Regions from separate parts of the Homo sapiens genome. Here region 1 is linked to region 2. A link is an interaction called in ENCODE POLR2A ChIA-PET data of the cell type or tissue named here. Cell type or tissue: K562. All regions are shown on one strand.

Region 1 (5,000 bases), 1.5 Mb after region 2:
AATTAGGCTGTCAGTAAATGTATGAAAATATGTCCTGTCAGAGAAATGTATATTGAAACAATGGGATGAATTTTTCTTTTATGGAATAGGCAAGGTATTAAAAAATGATAATACTTAGGCCAGGCATAGTGGCTCATGCCTGTAATCCCAGCACTTTGGAAGACTGAGGCGGGCGGATCACCTGAGGTCAGGAGTTCGAGACCAGCCTGGCCAACATGGTGAAACCCCGTGCCTACCAAAAATACAGAAATTAGCCAGGCATGGTGGCACATGCCTGTAATCCCAGCCACTCGGGAGGCTGAGGCAGGAGAATTGCTTGAACCTGGGAGGTGGAGGTTGCAGCGAGCTGAGATCGCACCACTGCACTACAGCCTGGGCGACAGAGCAAGACTCTGTCTCAAAAAAAAAAAAAAAAAAAAAAAAAGATAATACTTCAGTACTGATGAGAATGTAGAGAAAAAGCTTGCTTGAAACAAATTGGTACAATGTCTGCATAGGCAGCATTCTATCAGGTATGAAATATAGGTATCAAAACGATGGATACTCTGAGGATATAATGTCATGAAAAACGCTCCAGTGATACGAGAAAAGCATCTTACAAAAGAATATGTACAGAGTCCTACTTTCTTGATGGAATGGCTTGTATCAGAGAAATCCTCCAGCTAAAACAAGGGTAAAAGTTGGATTTAAAACAACAAAAACACTCCAGCTGATTGAATATACCGGAGCAACCAAGGCCGCTGGGCCCTGAAGAGCCGAGGTCCTGGAAAGAAGGGAAACATGGAGGCGATCCCTGTTTCCATTCAGGTTTGCATCTTGATTTCTCAAGACAGTAGAGTGAAACAGAAAGATCTGATGGCCTAGGGCATTTGACGTTCGCACAGGGTCGAGGGGATGAAAATGGAAGTTGAGAGCCTTCCGGTGGGAGAATTTCTGATAAAACATCCTAGGTTTTGGTCGAGCCTCCTGCAGGCCTGTGCTCTAGGAAGCAGGGCAGACCTGGAGGAGTGTGAGGTGAAGGATCGGGGGAGGAGGAGGAGCAGAGAGCAGACCCGGTGGCCGAGGCACCTGGATGTTGGGCGGGTCGTTCACTCGGTCATTCACTGTGCATTCATTGAGCACCGGCTGTGTGGCGATAACAGTAAAGAAACAAAAATCTCTGCCCTTGCGAGTTTATATCCCAGTGAGGAGTAACAAACAAATATCTTAAGGATTTGACCCCGGGCACACTAATGTTAGGGTGAAACTTAGGAAAGGAAAACCCAGCACAGGCGATGGAAAAGGAACTGTTTGTGAAGCAAGAGGAAGCCACGTGGGTGCGGCGTTTCGGGGCCTGTGGGCAGAGGGCCATCGGCCGTGTCAGGCCTGTGGGTGCAGGGCCATTGGCTGTGTCAGGTCTGTGGGTGGAGCATGATGGGCTGTGTCAGGCCTGTGGGCTGAGGGCGATTGGAGGGCGATCAGCTGTGTCAGACCTGTGGGAGCGCGATTGGCTGTGTCAGGCCTGTGGGCCGAGGGCAATTGGCTATGTCAGGCCTGTGGGCCGAGTGCGATTGGCTGTGTCAGGCCTGTGGGTGGAGGGCCATTGGCTGTGTCAGGCTTGTGGGCGGAGCACGATTGGCTGTGTCAGGCCTGTGGGCTGAGGGTGATTGGAGGGCCATCAGCTGTGTCAGGCCTGTGGGCCGAGGGCACTTGGCTGTGTCAGGCCTGTGGGCCGAGGGCAATTGGAGGGCAATTGGCTGTGTCAGGCTCGTGGGCCGATCACTATTTGCTGTGTCAGACCTGTGGGCGGAGGACGATTAGAGGGCAGTTGGCTGTGTCAGACCTGTGGGTGGAGGGCCATTGGCTGTGTCAGGCCTGTGTGCGCAGGGCGATTGGCTGTGTCAGCCTGTGGGCCAAGGGTGATTGGCTGTGTCAGGCCTGTGGGCGGAGGGCGATTGGCTGTGTCAGGCCTGTGAGCGAGGAGCGTTGGCTGTGTCAGGCCTGTGGGAGGAGTGCGATTGGCTGTGTCAGGCTTGTGGGCCAAGGGCGATTGGCTGTTTCAGGCCTGTGGGAGGAGCGCGAATGGCTGTTTCAGGCCCGTGGGCCGAGGGCGATTGGCTGTGTCAGGCCTGTGGGCGGAGGGCGATTGGAGCGTGAAAGGCAGGTCAAGTCCTGGGGGAAGCACAGAGGTTGGCTGTGGCCTGGAAAAGAGCGTGGCCCAAAACACTTACTGGCTGCGTGGTCCGACCATGGTGCAGGTGATTGCATAGTCAGTATGTCAGCTCCTGAAGTCAAATGAATTAGTCCTTAGGAACATCCCAGGCATATATGTTGTGTGACTTGATTTTGTGTTAGCTCAGGCATACGCATTAGAACGGTCACACATGAGGTTCGTGACACACACACGAGGCAGTCGGGGAGCAGAATCACCAAATGCCAAGGTCACACACCAGGTTCCCACGACTGTCTACTACTCAGTTATTTTTAACAGCTGTTAAATATCTCAGACTCACCCCAGCCTGAAGCTAGGTTTCTGACAATAACATGCATTTAACTCTAAGTTTACTTCTGTTCTCCCTACACTTCCCCACGTATATTATTCGAGTTAATTTTTGTCTTGTTTCCAATTTATTTCAAAGGATGCGAAGTACAAAACTGCTTCGGCTCATTGACTTAGATTTTTCATTTACTTTCTCTCTCTTGGATCTACCACCAGTAAATGAATATGACATGTATATCAGAAACTTTGGGAAAAAAAATACCAAGCAGGTAAGTATGAGATGTGTTAACTAAGTGATAAAATGCAAGTAAAGTCTAGTAGGATAACTTTGTGTCTTCCTGAATAATGTTCTGCAATATTAGAACTTGGGGATGGTCTGTGAAGGATACAAGCTTAGGGAAAATGGGGACCCATCTTCACATGGGGCCCATTCACCCGAGAGGCCGGGCACAGGCAAAGCCGGAGGCACTCCAGAGCCTTCAGGAGCTCTGGTGGGTGATCTGCTCGGAATGGGGACAGAATGGCTGCTGTCCTGACCTTGGAGTGAAGCTTTATGCTGTGCAAATGTTTTATTTATTTATTTAGAGACAGTCTCACTCTGTCGCCCAGGCCAGAGTGCAGTGGAGTGATCTTGGCTCACTGCAAACTCCACCTCCTGGGTTCAAGTGATTCTCGTGCCTCAGCCTGCCTTACCTGCCTGTCTGTTCCTCAGTGTCCAAGGCCTGTTTTCTGGGTGAACCCTTCCTAGTGACTTACAATGAATTCTTTCTCCTATTCCAGAGTTCCTACAATTTACTATTTCATGCAATTTTGTACTTCCCTGTAGTATTTCCAATCATTAATTCATTATGTGATGGTCTCACTTCACAACAAGGTTCTAAAGATTTTGAAGTCAGACGTCTTATCTAACATTTTTCTTACATTCCTGTTACTGGTACCACCAATCTTAACATTGTCTAGTTGGTACACTCAATAAAATCCTTTTAAAAGGAGGAAGGTCACGGGATGAAGCTGAAGAAGCTGATGGCTTTTACAATTTTTAAATTTTTAAATTTTTTTTAAGAGACAGGGTCTTGCTCTGCCACCCAGGCTGGATGGAGTGCAGTAGCAAGATCATATCTCACTGTAGCCTTGAACTCCTCGGACACTGACAATATTAATCCTGGTTTTGCAGCTGATTCACTCTGACCTTAAGTAGATTATTTATCTTTGGTGGTTTTCCTCATCATAAAGCTGTTAGTAACAAAACTGATTTCACTGAAGCATGTACCTTTTGAAATATATATGTAGTTTTGCAAAACCAGCATGTCCTAAGAAAATAGGGTGTGGGCAGGTGAGGTGGCAGTATTTTCAGACTAAAGGGAAATCGTTTGGTGAGACTTTTTGAACACACTTTTGAAAATTAGACCTGTATATATCTATATCGAACGTTTAAGCACAGGTTGTCTTTGCATGATTGTTCTTTATGCTTTGATACTTACTTTTGACACAGTGACTCTCATTATTATTTCAGTAATGACAGATTGCTCCGAAATTGAAACCAATGTTAATTTTGGCATATTTTTGTTTTTAAGGCATATGTTCAGTGTAACGAAGATAATGTTGAAAGAGACATTCAAACGGAGGAAATAGAGACCAGGGAAGTGTGGACCCAGCACCCGGGAGAAAGTACTGTTGTATCTGGAGGTAACATCTTGCTCTTGAGTGTTGACCATTGACTCTCTTTACATTCTTTTTTGTTTTATTTTTACTTATTCCCTTTCTGGTTCACTTTCATTTTGTCTTTCTCTTCTGTATGGTTGTTAGCATGTGACAATAGCAGTACCCAATTTTCTTTTAAAGAAACGCTAACCAGCAGCCACAGAGCTGCTGAACTACAAGTGGGAGGAAACCTGCTCTCGAGGCCCAGTCTGTGCCATTGCCAGGATTTATGACAGATTTTATTCCTGTGTAGAGGGAGAGATTCCACATTCCAAACAACCACTGTGTCGCTGGACCTTTGAAGCACACTGTGTTTTTAACTTAGGGGAAGCCTATTCTCATGAATATAGAATTTTTATGTTTCAAGTGCAGTTTGCAAAAATGTTCCATCAATTTATATCGAAGGTCCCTAGAATATATGGTTTCTGCTAAGTACTCTGGAGCGATTTACATGTTGAATACTTTACTGGTTTTTCTCAAGGAATTGCCTCTGTATGGCAGGGATGTATATTACTCCCTTTTCTCAGGTAAGCCTCACCTTAAGAAAGTAATATACCTAAACTTAAGACTTACATGATAATTAAATTGATGCCTTTGAAAAAAAATTTTTTTTTTGAGATGGAGCCTTGCTCTGTCACCCAGGCTGGAGTGCAGTGGCATGATCTCAGCTCACTGTAACCTCCGCCTCTTGGGTTCAAGTGATTCTCCTGCCTCAGCCTCCCGAGTAGCTGGGACTACAAGCGCCTGCTATCATGCCTGGCTAATTTTTGTATTTTTTAGTAGAGATGGGGTTTCGCCATGTTGGCCAGGCTGGTCTTGA
Region 2 (5,000 bases):
CACCCATCCATCCATCCACCCACCCACCCACCCACCCATCCATCCATCCATCCATCCATCCATCCATCCACCCACCCATCCATCCACCCACCCACCCACTCATCCATCCACCCACCCACCTGTCCACCCATCCATCCATTCATCCATCCATCCACTCATCTATCCATCCACCCACCCATCCATCCACCCATCCATCCACCGACCCACCCATCCACCCATCCATCCATCCACCCACCCACCCACCCATCCATCCATCCACTCATCCATCCACCCTCCCACCCATCCACCCATCCATCCACCTACCCATCCATCTGTCCATCTGTCTATCCGTTTGTTCATCCATTCGTCCATCCTTCCATCTGTCCATCTGTCTGTCCATCTGTCTATCCATTTGTTCATCCATTCGTCCATCCTTCCATCTGTCCATCTGTCTGCCCATCTGCCTGTCCCTCCCATTCATTCATCTGTGTGTCCATTGCTGGCACGCTGGGGACAGAGAGCTTTATACATTGTCATCCTGCCCTGCAGAGGGGAAAGGCAGAATCAATCACTTCCAACCCACCCTTGTCAACCCCCCACAGGCCAGTGGAGGGGAGGACTACATGCTGAACACGCTCAGCTTGGACCTTCCCAGGATGGAGAGAAGGGTCAGAGAGCTTCCTGAGTGGGTGTCGGTGAGTGGATGTGGGCAGGCTCTCTGGACGAGAGTGGCCAGAGCCCGGGGTGGGCTTGTGGGTTGGAGGTGAATTTGTGGGAGGGAGAATTTTGCATGCAGCAGGAAGAGGTGAAGCAAGCCTGGACGTGAATGGGCGGCTTCTTCCCCACACTTCACCCCTTGTGCTGCCTGTGGAGTGAGCCACGGTGGCCAGTGATGGGCTTGCCCTAGGACCACTGTCCATGCCGAGTGGTGGCAGCCGCGCCCCGGGAGCACCCCCTCCTGCTGTGGTGGAAACGCAGCCAATGGACAGAGAGAGCCGGTCCCTGGAGCTCGGCTGAGTGTGACAGAGCTCCAGCCTGGGGGCAGCGAGGCTGCTGCACGGCCCACGGGACTCTGTCTTGAAGCGAGACCGTTACCATGACTGGCGCCGGGCGCCCACATACTGAGGTGTTTCTGTAGCACAGACACCCTGGGAAGAATGCCTGTCACACTCCCCAGCGGTCACGAGTTTCCCAAGAGAGTCAGATGTGGCCAGCTGCATGCGTCCCACCTTAAACACATGTGCACAAAAGACACTTCCTGGAGTGGGTGCGGGCGCCACCGTCTTGTGGCCACCGGAGACACTGATTCCTTTCCCAAGTCCCTGTGAAGTGTTTGTCTGAGGAGCTGGGTCTGTCAGCCTTTCTCTTCCACCTCTCAGCTCCCTTGGCCTTTGGGGTGAGTCTGCATAGACCTGCCCACCGCGGGACAGAGGCCTTCCCACAAGGACGAGGCAGCTGCTGTGGGACTGCCAACGTCTGTCTTTCTTGCCACACGGAAGGTCACCTGTCACCTGACAAGATTACCTGTCACTGATGGGCCACTTGTCACCTGAGGTCACCTGTCACCTGATGGGATCACCTGTTCCCTTTCAGCCCTCTTTGGCTTCAAGAGGTCGTGGGACCTCAGGTGTGCATCTGCCCTGGAGTGGTTTTGTTGTGGTTGGGGACATAGCTGTGTCCATCGCTTCTTGTCCCTCATCCCCCTGGGACCAGGCCTTGGGGAGCAGACAGCTGTGAACCCCCAGAGCTGTGAGTCAGTGCGAAGTGGGGAGAGAGCAGCCCACAAATCTCCAAAGGACAGACCACCATCCGCTCAGCTCCCAGCGCTCCCTGCGTCTCGGTAGTTCCTGCTACTGGCTGCTCCGTCCTCTCCAGGGCAGGCTGACTTCGTCGTCACCTGTCAGGCACAGCAGACGCCCACGGCAGGTGTGAGGTGAGGAAAGAAAACCGGACCCCACAGCCCTGAGTCCTCCCAGAGGCTGCTGGAGGGACGGGTGCTCTGCAGGGAAGCTCTGATGTCAGCGTTGTCCCAGTTTGCAGGGACAGGTCCTTGGGCCGAGGACCTCACTTTCAGTCAGCCACAGAGGCGTCCCGCAGCCCATCACCCACACGGAGAGTGCGAATGGCCTGGCCCGGCCTGCCTGTCTCATTCTCCTGTACACTCCAGCAACACGGACACCCACACCTTCCAGTCCCCCTGAGATCCCCAAGTCCTGTGCAGGGGAATGGTGGTCTCTGAAGACACGTCCACCTGCTGACCCCTGGAACCCGTGAGCATGCCTGCCCGAGAGGCCGTCTTTGCAGATGTAACAAGTTAAGGCCTGGAGAGGAGATCATCCTGGACTGAGAATGCCAGCAAACCCAACAACAGCCGTCCTTAGAGGAGAAGGGGGAGGGAGACTTGAGACCGGGACGGGGAGGGAGGCCACGTGGAGACGGAGGCAGAGATGGGAGGGGTGTGGCCACAAGCTGGGAGAAGCAGCAGCTTGTGTGCCGGAAGCTGGGAGAGGCAGGAAGGAGTGTCCATCCTGAGCCTCGTGAGGGAGCCGGCCCCGCCCACACCTTCCTCCACTTTGGCTCTGTCCTCCTGCCGGTGTGAGGAGCCCCCAGGCACGCGGGCGCCCCGCTTTAGAAATTCAGTTTAGAAGGTGCACCTGTGCATCAGTACCGAGGCATCCCAACTTATAAAACCCCAAATCAAGTATTTTATGAAAAAATTGCATATGTCTGTGTAGCTTTGTGGGAACGTTTATTTATTCATGTGAGACTCCAAATGCTTCACGCAGAAAAACAGCGACAGAAACACAGGATGCAGGGCAGAGATGGCATTTTACAGGGCAATATTTTCAGCGGCCACAGGAGGGCGCGTCTATAAAAGAAAACAGGACTGTGCGCGAGTGACCCACTCCACTCCCACCCGAGGCACGCACACACGCATGCACACACATGCACACTCACATGCACACACACACACACGCAGTCATCCACCCACATAGGCACACACATGCACAGACACGAAGTCACCCACCCACACATGTACCCTCACACATGCCTGCACACACACATACATGCACACTCACACATGCACACACATGCATGCACACATGCATGCTCATGCATGCACACCCACATGCAGTCATCCATCCACATGTGCGCACATGCACACAATCACATGCACTCACACGCACCCGCACCTGCAGTCACCCACCCACATGTGCACACACCCATGCACACATGCAGTCCCCCACCCACACATGCACACACACATGCCTGCACACACGCACACTCATGCATGCATGCACACACACACGGTCATCCACCCATATATACACACACATGCACATTCACATGCACACTCAGTCACCCACCCACATGTGCACACTGACATGCATACACACGCATGCACACACACATGCAGTCACCCACCCACACATACTCACACATGCCTGCACACGCATACACTCATGCATGCACACACGGTCATCCACCCACATATACACACACATGCACGTTCACATGCACACTCGCATGCACACATGCAGTCACCCACCCACACGTGCACACTCACACACGCATACATAGACATACACACACACGAAGTCACCCACCCACACATGCACCCCCACACCCCCATGGCCACCTAGTGGCGTTAGTCTTATTTTAATTATGTTCAGGTTAATCAAGGCTAAAATCGAGTTGAAGGGTGAGGGGCCTGAGTGCTTACACGGTCCCATCGGTGGAATAAAATAATTAGTTTAAGGCAGAGTGGGGAGTTTTTCTTGTTGAACAGTTAACATCCAGTCTCACAACCTTCTAAATGACATATCAAAAGCTTCGCAAGCACACAATTTTAAATGATAAAATCAGGCTCTACCAAAAGTTCAAGGTCACTTTTTTCCCCCTACACTCCCATGCCAAAAACATTTCTATAGTTTTTACTCAAATAACATTTGACAAATGGTAATTTGCGTTCTTCTGGGCTAATAGAGAGCAATAAAATCTATTGTTAATATTTTCAGCACCTTCTGGCTAAAATAATCCCATAACCCACTGAACCGTGCACCGCCCCCATAAGTGGTGGTACAAGGAAAGGTCAGGGCCACCAAACCTATCGCACAACCGCTGAAGTCAGCCACCCTGGCGGCCGGGGAGCGAATGGGAAGCACTTGACAACACCTGTCTTGGAGTTGCTTTTTGAAGCTTTGGTCAGAACATGCAGTCGTTTCCTTAATCCAGACTTTTGTGATCAGCAGTTTCTCCAAGGCGTGGTTGAACGGCCTCATAAGTAAAGTTGGCTTGGAGAGACCAGAAGACGTGGCTTTCACCCAGACCGATGACCGCTCTGCAGTGCCAAAGGGTGTGGCGTCCCGATTCCAGGGCCCTTTGCTTCCTATCCACTTGTTACCAAAATCAGGTAAAAAATTACCGAGGTAAAGAAGAAATAACATAAAGAGAGAAAACACAAAACTCAAAGCCAAAACTGTCCCAAGCCTTATAATACTTGTGAGCGAAGTCCTCAGCCCCTCCCGTGGTGCCCTCGATTCCCGTTAAAGGGCAGGAGCAGCAGCAGAAGCTGCTGTGAGCTCCAGGTCTCCACCTCATCCCCAACAACCATGCTCCCAAACCAGACAGCAGCAGCTGAAAACCGCAGAGCACCCTGCACTGTTGCCAGCCAATCCAGGAAGATAGATCATGCTGGTACAGACGGGTTTCAGTGCGGATGCAAATGAACTTATGCATGTGACTCTTCTTAGCTTTAAGCCTTTTACCTGAGGGTTTATTGTTGGAGTTATAGCAATGTATGGTGATGATAAAGGGTCTCCAGCATCATTCCGTGTAGTAAAAATGATGCTTCATCCGGGAGGGGAGGACTCCCCAGCATCTTACTCCCCGCCAGGCCTCCCACGCCCACCTGTTGGTATCTGAGGGTGAGGCGTGGAGGTGGCCAGACCATTACAGTTTGCCCGAGCGTCTAGATTTAGGAATTCTGTTGGACTTAGGAGCATCTAGATTGAGGTAAA

Evidence for each region. Peaks named below come from ENCODE experiments on the same cell type or tissue, not always from the same donor. Only the 100,000 strongest peaks of a DNase experiment are listed, where the experiment ranks them.
Region 1: POLR2A ChIA-PET joins it to region 2 with 5 read pairs; 1 of 35 experiments calls an interaction of 5 or more read pairs at or near these places.

Annotation. Positions count from the first base shown.
Region 1 is chr7:158,908,932-158,913,931 of GRCh38, forward strand. It overlaps DYNC2I1 (dynein 2 intermediate chain 1), which reads left to right. Exons shown (of 25, transcript NM_018051.5): 12 at 2,619-2,748; 13 at 4,054-4,165. Among named protein-coding and RNA genes, the nearest start is that of DYNC2I1, 55 kb to the left of the region's middle. RefSeq lists enhancers at 1,228-2,427, 1,678-2,331. In K562, no CTCF peak of the experiment used is centred here; DNase peaks (open chromatin) are centred at 1,440 and 1,890.
Region 2 is chr7:157,430,279-157,435,278 of GRCh38, forward strand. No RefSeq gene overlaps it. Among named protein-coding and RNA genes, the nearest start is that of DNAJB6, 96 kb to the left of the region's middle. RefSeq lists an enhancer at 2,099-2,608. In K562, CTCF peaks have their summits at 1,274 (motif pointing left), 2,831 (motif pointing right) and 4,127; DNase peaks (open chromatin) are centred at 2,453 and 2,813; H3K27me3 peaks cover 3,433 bases.